Regions from separate parts of the Homo sapiens genome. Here region 2 is linked to region 1. Evidence: read pairs that join two places in POLR2A ChIA-PET (ENCODE). Cell type or tissue: PC-3. All regions are shown on one strand.

Evidence for each region. Peaks named below come from ENCODE experiments on the same cell type or tissue, not always from the same donor. Only the 100,000 strongest peaks of a DNase experiment are listed, where the experiment ranks them.
Region 2: POLR2A ChIA-PET joins it to region 1 with 14 read pairs; 2 of 35 experiments call an interaction of 5 or more read pairs at or near these places.

The regions. Positions count from the first base shown.
Region 1 is chr17:15,647,948-15,655,947 of GRCh38, reverse strand. TRIM16 (tripartite motif containing 16) reads left to right here. Exons shown (of 12, transcript NM_001348119.1): 7 at 4,002-4,857. The coding sequence starts at 4,339. Among named protein-coding and RNA genes, the nearest start is that of FBXW10B, 32 kb to the right of the region's middle. RefSeq lists an enhancer at 4,090-5,039. In PC-3, a CTCF peak has its summit at 4,724 (motif pointing left); DNase peaks (open chromatin) are centred at 4,117, 4,627 and 5,847; H3K4me3 peaks cover 3,924 bases; H3K27ac peaks cover 4,840 bases.
Region 2 is chr17:15,786,952-15,794,951 of GRCh38, reverse strand. It overlaps LOC124903935 (a long non-coding RNA gene), which reads right to left and starts at 3,149. Exons shown (of 2, transcript XR_007065640.1): 1 at 1,907-3,149; 2 at 385-1,014. It also overlaps the pseudogene IL6STP1 and the pseudogene MEIS3P1. RefSeq lists an enhancer at 7,960-8,000. In PC-3, no CTCF peak of the experiment used is centred here; no DNase peak of the experiment used is centred here.

The DNA of each region.
Region 1 (8,000 bases):
TTGATTTACCGGCCCTGACTTAGGACAACATACTCATTTCATGGACAAGGAAACTAAGGTTAAGTGGGGACACGCGTTGGGCGCGGTGGCTCACACCTGTACTCCCAGCACTTTGGGAGGCCGAGGCGGGCAGATCACGAGGTCAGGAGATTGAGACCATCCTGGCTAACACGGTGAAACCCCGTCTCTACTAAAAATACAAAAAATTAACCAGGCATGGTGGTGGGTGCGTGTAGTCCCAGCTACTCGGGAGGCTGAGGCAGGAGAATGGCATGAACCCGGGAGGCAGAGCTTGCAGTGAGCCGAGATCATGCCACTGAACTCCAGCCTGGGCGACAGAGCGATACTCCGTCTCAAAAAAAAAAAAAGAGAGAGATCAAATGATTGGCACAGGCCAGGCTAGGGCCCACATTCCCATTTCCTGTTTTCCACACCACTGTGGAATGTCTGCTAGCTCAGGACTTCAGTGGGGCATTGATGAAGGGCTGAGCACTCCCATGAACTGCTCTAAAAGGGTTAGCCATAGAGAAGCAGGTATGAAACAATTCATGAGAGAAGAAAGGGTGGGAATGAGATAGGGAGGGAAGGAATGAGGAAGAAGTGAGCCACGTGGAAACCCAAGCAGGATGTATGCCTTCTGATTTCTACTGAAGCTGTAGAAAGGGCCAGGCAGGGCAACTACCTTTTCTTCCCCATTCTCAGAGAGATCAGAGGCCCTATGGTATGCGGGTGGACCAGTTCAGCCTCCAGTACCAGGTCACTCTGAAAAAGGGATTAAAAGGAAAGCCACCTGTCCATTAATACTGGAGAAAACACTGACAATGGTCTGGACTGGGAGAAGCCAGTCCTCCTGGCTGGAGACATGAAAACCATGAAATTAAATTCCAGAGCTCTGACAGAAGCCTGTATGGCTTTGTGTGGTCTCTGACAAGCTACATTTTTTTTTTTCAATTTTTAAAAAGGACTCAAAATATAAGGACTTCAATGACGGGACAGCTATTCATCTTTCCCCATCTCATAGTGCTGTGGGATAATTAAGGAATCAAAGAGACCAAGGGATTGAGGAGGATACTTATTATTTATTATTTAGGTGCACTGGCCCAGTCAGATTAACATCCAAAAAGACTGAGCCCGAACAAATAGTCTGGTTACCTTTTAAGCATTTTATGGGGCAGGGGGAGATCTGTGCAGGGGGAAGCATATTACAGAAGCGAGAAACAAAGACAGTTATTCAATTAAGACATGCATTACATCATTTCTTACTTTTCAAGGAAAAAACATGTTTTACAACTTGAGTTTATCTGCCTAGTGACCTTGCAGCTGCAGAGCTAGAGAAACAGCGTCTTCACAATGCCTGGGAAAGGGAGAGAAAAGGCTCACTGGCCACAGAAAAACAAGCAGTTAATTTTTAAAGGACTTCAGCTCTTTCTCTTCCTCAGGGGGAATTGGGTTTTCTTACATACAATGAATTTTTGCTTACACGTTCTTTAATTTCTTTTAATTCCTTTTCCAGTAGAACTGGACCTGAGGCAGCTAGGAATAGGATGCATGTTTCTGACCCTGGCCAGGATCAGAAAGAAGGAAACCTCTCCTGAGGGTCTTCAGCAGTGGAAGAGGGCAGTCAGGACAGGGACAGTGAGGAAACGTTACATCGCTAAAAAGGGCTACTTATGCGTATTCTATGCGTGGTTGAAAATAAACAGCACTGTGTCTGGAATGAATTTGTAAAGTCTTCGGTGCCTTCTAACTCTGAGTAGTCACTAGGTCTCTCGGATTTCTGAAAAGTACTAGTCAGTGACAAGAAACATCCCTGTGTTTATTTAGTTTAATCCAAATCCTATAGAACTCACCGCAGGGATGCAGAGCCATAGGGAGTGTAATATCTTGGAACCATCCTAATGCCTGATCCCTGGGGCTAGGTGGATCTGACCCCTCCCCCTCCACCCAATCTCTCTCTCTTCCATTCGCCTTCCAAATTCATTTGAGTTCAAATGTATCTGATTAAATAATCCCAGGGAAAACTGTAGAAAGCTCTAGAATTTGGGGTTCAGGTACCCTGGAATAATCCTGGATTCCTTTGTATCCATCTGCAAACGCTGGGTACACTGTGTACCCCCGTCCAGGGGTCATGCCTCGCAGCCTCTTTCTTCTAAGGAGCTAGAGGCTTCCAAGCTCATGCCCTGACCGTGTGTTACGGGCTGAATTGTGTCTCCTTCCCCTACAAATGTGTATGTTGAAATCTTTGCCCTTAATACCTCAGATGTGACTGTATTTGGGGAGAAAGTCTTTAAACAGGTAATTGAGGGTGGGCCCTAATCTAGTCTTACTGGTGTTCTTATAAGAAGAGGAGATTAGGACACAGATACGTACAAAGGGAAGACCATGTGAAGACATAGGAGAAGCCATCTGCAAGCCAAGGAGAGAGGCCTCAGAAGAAAGCATCCCTGCCAGTGACTTGATCCAGCTTCTAGAACTGTGAGGAAATGAGTTTCTGTTGTTGAAGCCAACCAGTGTATGGTTCTTTGCTATGGCAGCCCTGGCAAGCTCACACACCATGCGTCTTACTGTGTTTGTGTTGCTGTAAAGGAATACCTGAGGGGGTGGGGGTAACGTATAAAGAAAACAGATCTTTTGGCTCACGGTTTTGCAGGCTGTACAAGAAGCATGGTGCTGGCATCTGCTTCTGGTGAGGGCCTCAGGCCGCTTCCATCCACAGTGGAAGGGGTAGGGGAGCTGGAGTGGGCAGGTCACATGGAGAGAGAGGAATTAAGAGAGGGGGTGGTGCCAGGCTCTTTTTTAACAATCAGATCTTGTGGCAGCTAATATTGATAGAACGAGAACTCACTCATCACTGTGGGGATGGCACCGAGCCGTTCATGAGGGATCCACCCCTATGACCCAAACACCTCCCACCAGGCCCCACCTCCAGTATTGGGGATCAAATCTCAGCATGAGGTTTGTGGGAACAAGTGTCTCAACTATAACACCATGTCTAGGAATGTTTCGTTAAGTGGGCAAAAGGGCTGTTAACCTGAAGGGAGCATTCTGTGGAAGGAGACAAGTCTTCCCTGACCCTCCTGATCTCCACTGAGTACCCACGTGATGTTCATCTCCACGAGTGTGACGGACATTACTGGAATGTTCAGGAAGATGATATGGAAAAGTCAGCATCAGAAGTATGCATCCTGGCTGGGCACAGTGGCTCATGCCTGTAATCCCAGCACATTGGGAAGCCCAGGCAGGCAGATCACCTGAGGTCAAGGGTTCGAGACCAGCCTGGCCAACATGGTGAAACACTGTCTCTACTAATAATACAAAAATGAGCCAGGCGTGGTGGTGGGTGCCTGTAATCCCAGCTACTCAGGAGGCTGAGGCAGAAGAATCACAAACCCAGGAGGCGGAGGTTGCAGTGAGCCAAGATCCCACACTGCACTCCAGCCTGGGCGACAGAGTGAGACTGTGTCTCAAAAAAAAAAAAAAAAAAAAAAAAAAGGTGGGCACCGTGGCTCACCTGTAATCCTAGCACTTTGGGAGGCCGAGGCGGGTGGATCACGAGATCAGGGGTTCAAGACCAGCCTGGCCAAGATGGTGAAACCCCGTCTCTACTAAAAATACAAAAAAAAAAAAAAGAAATTAGCCGGGCACGGTGGCAGGTGCCTGTAATCCCAGCTACTCGGGAGGCTGAGGCAGGAGAATCACTTGAACTCGGAGGGCGGAGGTTGCAGTGAGCCGAGATCACACCACTGCACTCCAGCCTGGGTGACAGAGTGAGACTCTGTCTCAAAAAAAAAAAAAAAGAAAAGAAAAGAAACATGCATCCTATTCCTAGCTGCCTCATGTCCAGTTCTATGAGATGGGAGTAGATGAATGGCTGTCCTGGTGTTGAAGTCCTTACATTTTACTTCTCTTTAAAAATGAAAACAAAAAAAAATGTCGCTTGTCAGACCACACAAAGCCACACAGGCTTATAACAGAGCTCAGGAATCTTCTGTCCTTTCCAGAGCAGGCACAGAGACACGTGGTCTTCAGCAGAGCCTATGGGGTTCAGATGATTCACATAAGAATAGAAGTTTCAGGGCTGGACCTGGGGAGGCAGCCTGAGCCTGAGCCGGCTGTCCTGAGCCTGAGTACTCTAGCTGCCTTGTCGTCATCGCATCTGGCTGCCATCCAGCGCCAGCACACAGTAATGAGTGGCCGAGCTTCCTCTGGGAGGGAGGAAACAGTTAAAATCTTGCAGCAGCTGCAATCATCTAGGCGTGGTTCTCTTGTCTGACTTGGGCTGCACAGATCCTGGGCCAAGGGACAGAAGAAAGACAGCCTAGGAGCAGAGCCTCCCAGATGGCTGAGTTGGATCTAATGGCTCCAGGGCCACTGCCCAGGGCCACTGCTCAGCCCCCAGCCCCTCTCAGCCCAGACTCTGGGTCACCCAGCCCAGATTCTGGGTCAGCCAGCCCAGTGGAAGAAGAGGACGTGGGCTCCTCGGAGAAGCTTGGCAGGGAGACGGAGGAACAGGACAGCGACTCTGCAGAGCAGGGGGATCCTGCTGGTGAGGGGAAAGAGGTCCTGTGTGACTTCTGCCTTGATGACACCAGAAGAGTGAAGGCAGTGAAGTCCTGTCTAACCTGCATGGTGAATTACTGTGAAGAGCACTTGCAGCCGCATCAGGTGAACATCAAACTGCAAAGCCACCTGCTGACCGAGCCAGTGAAGGACCACAACTGGCGATACTGCCCTGCCCACCACAGCCCACTGTCTGCCTTCTGCTGCCCTGATCAGCAGTGCATCTGCCAGGACTGTTGCCAGGAGCACAGTGGCCACACCATAGTCTCCCTGGATGCAGCCCGCAGGGACAAGGAGGTGAGTGCTTGGGGACCATTCATCCATTTGGGAGAGGGCGGTGGGGGATGGTGTGCCCAGCTGGCTGCAGCTGCTAGGTCCACTGACGCCACTACTATGCTCTGAGCATACCTGAAAAAGACTAGCTTCAGCGTCTGCCTGCTGGGTCAGTGTAAATATACATTGCACTTGGTTTTGGAAACTGTGTGGAGTAGGTTGCTCCGTCCCCATCTCTGTCCCACTGTCTCTGTGCGATCTCTGTCTGTGTCTGTCTCTCCTCCTTCTTGCTAGTTTCCTGCTGTGCCTTATACAGCTTTTGGTGATGTGTGTTTGGGTGGAGGGTGCAGAAGTTGTGGGGGCTTAGGGCGGTGATATGTCCCTGTGGCTGGATCTGCATGGCACATCCATTGTCAATTAATGAAATAAAACCTTGGCAGAAATTCAAGAGAAAAGAACAACTCTTTCTCCCAGTTTCTCTTTTTCTCAAACAAGAGACCAGTAGAATGGGCCCCTCTGGAGATAACAGGAAATCTAAGAGCTTGAAAAGTGCTAAGATAGCAGAGAATTTGAAACTTAGGTCCAGGTATAATGTCACAGGTGGCTTAGGGATAATAAAAGTTCCTCACCAGATGGAGGTATCAGGAGAGACTAAGAAACATCATGCTCATAGCCTGTCATTTTATTTCCATCGGATAAGGAAACTGTTTCTAGAACAAGTCGTTTTTCTTTGCCTAAAGCTAGATCCTGGAGAAGTTCCTGGAAATTGGTTTGGCACCTCATATGCTTTTTTCCTTCTACTTTGACTTTCAGCGAACACTTTTAGTTTTCAGTCGGGAAGTGTAGTTGACGTTTGCCCCACATTTCCTACATTAATCATCAAGGAAGTTCCCTGTTGACACTGAGTGCAGGTGGCAGACCTATGGCCATTTCTTGGCAAATGTTCCCTGGCATCAAAGGAAAGAGGTTTCTAGGAAAGGGGGTCTACTTGCCAGGGCCCCTCCTCTCTGCCAATCCCTAGACATAGATTTTAGCTGGTGCTAGTGGGATTGTTCTGGAAACCTCTGTATTCCAGATGCCAATGAGTCACTGTTTCCGGCCCGGGAAGCCACTTGCCAAACTGTTTCCAGTGTTCCCAGGGTAGGGAGTGTCCCATCAGGAGGACAGGTAGATCAAGAAATAGATCAAAGGAAAAAGCTCCTGTAGTTGAGGAAAATAGCCTTCACTGAGTATTGCCATGTGCTGAATGCTTTTTGTGGATTTTCTCACCCAATCTTCAAATAACTATGAAGTTATCTCATATCCTCATTATCTCCACCACACTTGTCCAAGCTCATAGTCGATTAAGTCACGGAGTGAGGAATGGAAGCCTCTGGAAAGCCATCCTACTGGAGGGACATGAAGAAAGGACACAAAAATCACAATATTATCCTCTTTTTTTGCACCAAAACCTGCCACACATATACAAGAATTTTATTATTTTTAACTGGAAAAGTGATGCATGAAGATGTTAAAAAATAATCTCCACCAGCCGGGCACGGTGACTGACACCTGTAATCCCAGCACTTTGGGAGGCCGAGGCAGGCAGATCATGAGGGCAGGAGATCGAGACCATCCTGGCTAACACGGTGAAACTCTGTCTCTACTAAAAATACAAAAAATTAGCTGGGTGTGGTGGCGGGCGACTGTAGTCCCAGCTGCTAGGGAGGCTGCAGTAGGAGAATCACTTGAACCTGGGAGGCGGAGGTTGCAGTGAGCCGAGATCGTGCCACTTCACTCCAGCCTGGTGACAGAGCGAGACTCCATCTCAAATAATAATAATAATCTCCATCAAACAGTGCAATCAATTTTACTAGGAAAGGAGGGTCTCCAGTCCATCCCAGATCACCAAACCTCCGTTTTCTCCTCGAAGGCTAATACTGTCTACACTTTCTTATTTCCTTGCAGAAATGTTCTATGCCTGTACCAACAGAGATACAATATAAATTTTAAAAACAGGGCACCTAATGTATTAGAGAGATGTGGGGTAATTGCAATTCCAAGCAGGAGGAGTTGTGTAGAGCACGCGCAGAACTCTGAATTCAGACATCCTAGGAGAGAAGTGTATAAGGTAAAATGAGGACAACTGAGGAATGGGCTTGAGGGCAGTTTGGGGCTGAAAAGCAACATGGCTTTAGGTACAGTGCTAAAACCCCATTCCCCAGACCCCTCTGCTTTCTGGTCTGCTTAAAAGAGCTCTTGTCCTTTCTGTGTCCTTGTCCTGTGTCCTTGTTTTCAGCTCGGAGAGCAAGTTTACTCTGTAAGTGTAGCCACACTCTAGGTGGCTTGTCCAAATCTTAGAAGCCAAAAGGTTTCTTGCAGGGAGCCCAGGAGACCAGCCTAGAAGACACAGTACCTTGACGAGGCTAAAGCCTCCACCAGGATGATTTTGAAAGTCATCAGACATAACTAAGGCTCCGGAAGCCCAGTAGTCCCTTCAGCTAGCCCAGGCCTGCTAGAGTTACTCGCTGAAGGTCACTTTGGGTCATGCGAAGGGCTAATTACTCGGACAGGCATGCTGTGTATAGGAAACTGCAAACAGCAGGGTCAGCCATGAAGACACAAAGTGGCTGAGATCCTGCTTAGGATCCACAGAATGACTAATTTCTCAGTTAACCAAGTGAACCCTTTTTGAAGCTCCTATGGTTTCTAGCCATATCAGTGGGCAGACACTGTGTGCTTTGAGAGGTGGGTGTTCTTTGATTATCTTTTCTCTCCTGCTGAGCTTCCAGAGCCCAGCTATTTTTCATGGGGACCTCAGCACTTCCCTTTACCCCAGACCAGCATCTCCAGGCCCCTTTGTGTTTTTTTGTTTGTTTGTTTGTTTGTTTTTTGTTTTTTTTTTTTTTTGAGACGGAGTCTCGCTCTGTCACCCAGGCTGGAGTGCAGCGGTGCAATCTCGGCTCACTGCAAGCTCTGCCTCCCGGGTTCATGCCATTCTCCTGCCTCAGCCTCCCGAGTAGCTGGGACTACAGGTGCTCGCCACCACGCCCGGCTAATTTTTTTGTATATTTAATAGAGATGGGGTTTCACCGTGTTAGCCAGGATGGTCTCGATCTCCTGACCTGGTGATCCCCCTGCCTCGGCCTCCCAAAGTGCTGGGATTACAGGCGTGAGCCACCACGCCC
Region 2 (8,000 bases), 140 kb before region 1:
TGGATGACGACGTCAGGAGAGTGAGACCATCCGGGCCAACATGGCGAAACCCCGTCTCTACTAAAACACAAAAAATTAGCCGGGCGTGGTGGTGCGGGCCTGTAGTCCCAACTCCTCGGGAGGCTGAGGCAGGGGAAGCGCTTGAATCCCGGAGACGGAGGTTGCAGTGAGTCGAGATTGCGCCATTGCACTCCAGCGTGGCAACAGAGCAAGACTGTCTCAAAAAATAAAAAAATAAAAAATCAATACTGAATCCCATGTGCTCCTATATTTCTCGTCTGTAATTTTAGTTTCCCTTCTAAACTGTAGGAACTCTGATGAAAGGAACTTTGCATGTTAAATGTATATGCTAGCGCAGTAGTGAACGCAAGGCAGGCCCTTAAATAAGTATTTCTTCTTTATTTTCAGTACCTTACACTAAATTCAGTGGTTGATATATATATATATATATATCCTGAAAAACAGAATTTTGTGAATCACAGGCAAACATGGTAGACTATAATTCATACAGTCTCAAATATGAAACTAAAAAAGTTCGATAATCATTTAAGCATTTTCTTTGTTTATATTTCTAATCACATCATGAGTTTCTAAATTTATCATTTTCACTGAATACAGAAGAAATGAAAAAATATTGTGTTTTGTACAACATATCTATGTACGAATATCTGTTGTAGAATTTATAAATAGACAAATGACAGGCAAAATGTATGCAAAATATTCTGGGCTGGGTGCAGTGGTGCACGCTTGTAATCCCAGCAATTTGGGAGACCAAGGCAGGGGAATTGCTTCAGCCCAGGACTTCGAGCCCAACCTGGGTAACATGGTGAAACCCTGTCTCAACAATAAATACAAAAAAATTACTCAGGCGTGTGCCTGTGGCACATGCCTGTAGTCCCAGCTGCTGGGGGGTGGGGGTCCCAAGGTGTGAGAATCCCTCGATCCTGGGAGGGTGATGCTGCAGTGAGGTGAGATCACGCCACTGCACTCCAGCCTGGGGGACAAAGTGAGACCCTGTAACAACAACAACAACACAAAATAATTTGAAAACAGAATTTCTTTCTTTTTCATGTTTTTTCTCTTGTATCTGGCATGCAGCTAATTTCTTTTTTATTGTATGTATTCATCGTGTACAACATGTTTTAAAGTATGTGTACATTGTGGAATGATTAAATCTAGCTAATTTACAAATGTATTACTGCACAGTTACCACTTTTGAGTGATAAGAAAAAGCGATTTGAGAACACCTAATATCCACTCTTGGCACTTTTTAAGAATGTGTCATAATTAACTATTATAGTCCCTATGCTGTACAAAAGATCTCTTGAACCAAAACTTCTTTCAAAAAAGGAAAACTACAATGGAATTTAGAACTACAAACAGACATAACTCATTAACCTTTCAGTTTTTATGTTAGATATAACACTACAGGGAAGTCATAATATTTATCACAACATTTAGGAAGCTTGCTTTTTTCTTATTTTTAAATTGCCTTTAATAGTAAGAATCATTTGTTTATTCTCAGATCTTAGATTCGAATTCTACATTTCTTTTCTTTTTTTTTTTGAGACAGAGTCTGGCTCTGTCGCCCAGGCTGGAGTGCAGTGGCTTGATCTCGGCTCACTGCAAGCTCCGCCTCCCGGGTTCACGCCATTCTCCTGCCTTATCCTCCCGAGTAGCTGGGACTACAGGCGCCCGCCACTACGCCCGGTTAATTTTTTGTATTTTTAGTAGAGACGGGGTTTCACAGTGTTAGCCAGGATGGTCTCGATCTCCTGACCTCATGATCCACCCACCTCGGCCTCCCAAAGTGCTGGGATTACAGGCGTGAGCCACCGCGCCCGGCCCGAATTCTACATTTCTTAAAGAGAAACACAAAGAGGAAAAGCATAAAAAAATTTCATACCTGATCCTTACAGTCTCGTCACTTCTGAGCAGGGAGGAAAACGTAGACTCAAATCAGGTGAAATGTGCTGATACATACAGAACAGGTTATATACATCATAACTGGATCCAGGCTGGGATGAACTGGAAAGTTCAAGCTTCTGATCTCCAAAAGATGATCTGGCAGATCCTGAAAGCAAATGTTTCTAAAGTTTAATAACATCCTATTCTTGGAGTTATTAGCCAACAGCTGGTACACCCAAGGCAAAAGAAAAAAATATTTTGTCTCAAGTAATGCTAAGTCACATGACTTTGATACCTAAAAACATCAGCACATACTTATGGAGTTCTGTGCGAAGGAGTATTATGCCAGGGATCAGCGATGAAGCCTGCACTTAAGACAGTTTGGTAAGTTTCTGGCATTTTTCTTTGCCCCATAGACATTTCTATATTTTGTGATCTGAGTTTCCTCTTATTTTTCTACTTATATATAGAACATCTTTCAAATTAAAACTTTTTTTGGAGATATATCCTTTTCAAGAAGACACAGAATATTTATTAAAATTTACCACATGTTGAGATACACTAAAAACCTCTCAAATTTAAAAGGACTGAAATCATACAAAGTATGTTTTCTTACTACAGAGCAATTAAGTTGGAAATCAAATTGCAAAAATACTTAATAAATGACATTTATATGGAAACACTAAAGACCAAGAATAACCAAAAACTTAATCTTTAAGAAGAAAAACAAGATTGAAAGATTTGCTCTACTGGATATTAATAGAATACTGGTAAGTAATAGAAAAAGAAATCAATGGCAAAGAAGAGAAGGCCCAGAAATAGACACCCATTTTATGAACACTTAATTTATAGTTAAGGTGGCACTGCACAAGAAAGGATGGTCTTTTCACTAAAAAGTGATAAGACAACTGGATATCAATATGGAAAAAAATAAGCCTTCGGCTGGGCACGGTGGCTCATGCCTGTAATCCCAGCACTTTGGGAGGCTGAGGCGGGCGGATCACGAGTTCAGGAGATCAAGACCATCCTGGCTAACACGGTGAAACCCCATCTCTACTAAAAATACAAAAAATTAGCCGGGCGTGGTGGCGGGCGCCTGTAGTCCCAGCTACTCGGGAGGCTGAGGCAGGAGAATGGCGTGAACCTGGGAGGCGGAACTTGGAGTGAGCCAAGATCACGCCACTGCACTCCAGCCTGGCACGACAGAGCGAGACTCCTTCTCAAAAAAAAAAAAAAAAAAAAAAAAGCCTTCATTCAACCAAACATATTCAGAAAAAATTAGTTCCATGGGCATTGTAGATCTAAATTAAATGTTAAAGGCAAGCCAATAAAGCTTCCATATTTAAGTTAACTTACATGAAAGTTGTCATGACCTTAGGACAAGGAAGCACTTCTTTTTTTTTTTTTTTTTTTGAACAAGAATTTATTTCTTAAAATTTACTTAAGGGATTAGAGCTAATATAAAATAGAACATTTAATATAACACTTGGAGTTATGTCAACATAAAAATAGCTGTGGTTACAATTAGCACATGCAATTCACTGCAAAGGTAAAAACACATACTATACTCTAGACAAGGCTTCCAACTGAAGTTAGAGTAGATGGGGTAAAACAACAAGTGAACATGAAAGGATTGCACTTAGAAGAAAGTGGGACATAGCTAGGATATAAAAGAAGAAACATACCTAATGCTAATCACTGCATTGTCCTACTAGCAAATTGCACATTTATTTTTAGAGTATATTCAATACATATATACATTGAGACTAGAGAATTTTCAGATATCTACCTTTAAAATATCCCTTTGGTTCTAACACATCACATTATGGTATTAATGTTAACAGCACTTAAAACCTGTAGTTATCATTCAAAGCTTGTGTTCAAGAGATTAAAAAAAAATCTGTCACTATTGGCCTTAAATGCATCTCATCACAATCCATCAACTTTAATGAAATGGGTAATGAAGTTAAACTACCCAGTTTATACAAATATTGACTGAGAAAAAGCCCTTAAAAATTTAGGAACAAATGAATGACAGAAGAGCTCACCCTGAGCTGCTACCTTTTAATTTTTAATGCAATGTATATGAGAATATCATGCTAATGCACATACTAGTAGCATGTATGATGGAAAAAATAGGTTAATGCAAAAGATAATACACTTGGCTTTGTAAAGTTTTGTTTTGACTTACATCTGTCTGAATTCTGTTTATTGAGTCTGAAAAGGAACTGCTGCCAAAGACCAGTCCAAAGAAGAATTAGGCTGTAAGCCTGCTAGTTTATATCATCTATGAAATCAATGACAATGCCCAATTTTACGCTAACCCTAAAACACTTGCCATTTTATGACTCCATATTCTTTCAATTTACAGAAAAGTACAAACTTTTTAAAGAAAGTAATCTTATCAGAGCAATATAATTTAACAATACCTATAATAGAAAGCTGTCCCAGTAAATTTTTTGAACAATTGAACTTTTGTCTCATGTAGCTTATAACTTTGATATTTTATTCATCCCAACAAAATAAAACTTTATTGAAACAAAAGTGTATGGTTTAGGAATATGCTTTTAATAACAACTGAGCAAAATTAGAATGATGTGGACTATAACAGAATGAAGGAAGAGCTCTCCTGCTTGATGTACTTGGTCAATATATGTTAGTAAACAGAAATATTTTAGGGAATTCCATATGATTATTCTACTTCTACATTTACACATCATGGTTTTAACTAGTTAAATGGGGAGAAAAAAGACATCTTTAATAATTGATGTCTACTTCTCAAACTGGATGCTCTACTTTAAATATGAGCTTTAATAAATGTTTTGTAACATTTTTAAGTTGTAACATTTGTAAGTATACTCCAGTCATCTTCAACTTCACAATAAGAGCTAGGGTCATCGGATGACTTCATGTGGTAAAACCCCTTATGAAGGAATAAGGCTGAAATTAAATGAACAATTAGGTACTGAAGAGATATGAACACAGAACATATGAATGAAATTTCCTTTTTTTCCTTGCTGCTCTGTTCCTGAGTGCTGATTGATCTGTAATAAAAAAGGATAGGATTAAAATTTTAGGTTTTAATGGTACAAAGTGTGAAGTCTTGTAGTTTTCTAATAATTATTCAGTATTATCCGTTTCAGAGACGAGGGTAGGATACCACAGACATCAGTAACTGACAAGTCATAATATCAACACATGTAACATTTGGGTCCTTTTTTTTTATAACCTAAGGGGAGGAACTGCAGTTGCAGAAGCAGTGAGTGAACTAGTTTTGTCCACACAAGGTTTTCTGATGTGCTAGTATTACTTTAAACACCACTTTTAGACACTAAAGATTCAAAGTGATAAAGCCACTCACTTTATTAGACTAGTTTTTACATAAATAACCAGACTTGTTTCTTTGCCTACCTAAAATACAATTTACATACATCAACACGTAGATTACTCTAAGACATGCTCGGGAAAGTAATTTTGAATGTAAAACAAGTTTTATGATTTATTTTCTCCTTAGGGCAGAAGATGTACATTACATATTAGTGCTCAAATATATGTTCATTTCCAGAATGAATTTTTGCACAGTAATCATATATCCATTTAATATGTATAAAGTGTTCTTGGGGATGGGGGCATTCACTCACTGTACCATGTTTTATACAGGCTTCAACATGCAAATTTGTTTATATCATGGCCTTCAATGATCCTCCATTCTCATTCCCGTAGATAAAGAGTTCACATTGTATAACTGACCCTGAAATGTACAAACTTCGCACTATAACATTCTTCATGACACTATTTATTAGGAGAAAAGTTGCAGCTAAACATTACAATCATGTGACTTATTTTGAGAAAATGGAAAATGTAATAGGTATAAATTTCCTGACACATACAGCAAGACAAATCCAGCCCAGCCTTTGATGATCAACTTAAACGCTGGTGATGTCATTATCTTGTGTGAATTTGGGTCTGTACCTACCTTTACTTCTCTGTGCCTGATTTTCCTCATCTACTTTGAATTCATCATTCTATTAATCCACTTTTGCCTAAAGTGGGAAACTGAATATATCAGAATAAAGCATCTACTTTTTTTCATAAAGAAGATCATATAATATGTGAAAGAACTTTGAAGGATCAGGCATTATATCAATGCAAGAATATAAAAGATAAACAGGAAGTCTAATCTGAATAATATTCTGAGAGTAAAAAGTGTAATTATATTTCAATTGTAAATGTATACCAAGTTTTCTTAGCTTTCTATTCTCCAATAACCTCTAGAAACTATTCTTTTTTTTTTTTTTTTTTTTGAGATGGAGTCTCACTCTGTCACCTTAGAAACTATTCTAAGCATGCCTGGTTTCTGTAACTTAAATATGGCATAAAAACCTGTTTCCTTTGAATTCACTTGATAGCAGTAGTCAAACACTAATAATGCTTGCTAATTTCCTCTCACTTTCTTAAGAAAGCCCCTATATTTAGCCTCTGCCTCCATGTCGCATGTGGTGGTTAGGTGACAGCATAAGTACACTAGTGGCTTTAGCACTAAACTCGAGGCCTGGGTCACTTCTCCCCTGAAGAAGAAAGGTTTAAAAATTCCTAAATCACAATGTAGAACTAAGTTACACCCTACCTCAGAACTGCAGATATTAAAATACCATCTCTTTATTAAGTGTCTCTACAATAAGGATATTTGCTAAGATCAAGATGTACAATTTTTTGGGTTCTGTTTTGTTTTGGTAAATATTGCCCACGTCTTTTTAGTTTGCTTCAAACATTTACTAAAAATAAAAAATTTTAAATCTTTGCCTACTTAAAAATAAAAAAAATACTCAAAACAAATTTAAGCTGAAGATATATACTGTATAAAGTGCTTCATCTACCTAATTCTCTGAAGTCTTTTTTTTTTCTGTGTTTTAAGACTTTATCATTAAAAAAAGAAGAAATTAGAGAAGGGAGGTGGGGGGGACAGGAGGGTGAAAGAATCTCTCCAAAATGTCGGATCCGGGCGACCCTCCTTCCCTGACTGCCCAGCCACCCTGTCCCTTCTCTGTCCTCGCGGCGAGGCCCTAGCTGCCATCTTCTGGGGACCAAGGCCCAGGAGCCCAGCTCGGGTCCCAGGCAGAGGTGAAGGCAGAAGCGGGGCTCAGAGCCTGGAGGCCTTGCCGGTGTCCTTGAGAGCCCCTTGGGTGGGCACTCAGGCCCCCATGTCCCAGCAGGGCCCTAGGGAGGTAGGCGTTGAGCGGAGAGGCCTTTGGAGGTGGGATCCTGAAGCCAGAGGACCAGGCGGGAACCAGAGCCAGGTGTGAGGCTGGGGGTCACAGCCGGAGGCTGGGTCTCTCCCGCATCAGCCTCTATAGATAATGCCATTCTCCTTCCGAGTTCAAACTCATCCCCACTGATGCTGGAGCCCGGAAGGCCACGTGTGGCTCTGTCTCGGTATAGCCCCCGATGGGCTGGCCCTCTGGGCTGAAGGCTGCACCCTGCCCTGTGCGGTTGGATTGATCGATCATAGGTTGCACGATGCGTCTCCGGGCATTAATGAACCAGTTGTTGACTTGCAGGATGGTAAGCCCCGTGTCCTGCGCCAGCTGTTTCTTCTGCTCCTCCGAGGGGTACGGGTGTGAGAGGTGCTGGAACAACCAGGCTCGCATGATGTTGGTGGCCACCTTGGGGAAGATCCCCCTCTTCTTGTTTCGCCGTGGCTCCTGGTCCAAGTCCTCATCTTCTCCACCAGAACTGGGAGAGGCCACGCTGGTGTCCAGCCCGACTCCTTGGTCACTGGAGTTGTCCCCACTCTGGGAGGCCAGCCCCCCGCTGGATGGACCTGGGGTCCCCAAATGTACAGACCCGCTATCCTCATGGTCTCGAATCCATATATTATTCTGGTCTGGGAGGCTGGGGCAGGAGGCTGGGTAGTCCTCGAAGTCCTCCCTGCAGCCGCCATCCCGATCCTCGATGACCAGGTCGATGGGCATCTTTCCCTTCTCCAGCTCTAGCAGGTGGAACCGCAGCACTTGGATTGCCTGGATCATCAGATTGTCCAGTTCTGGGTTGGAGGAGAAGAAGGGCCTCTCAGAGCGAACCTGCTTGGCGAA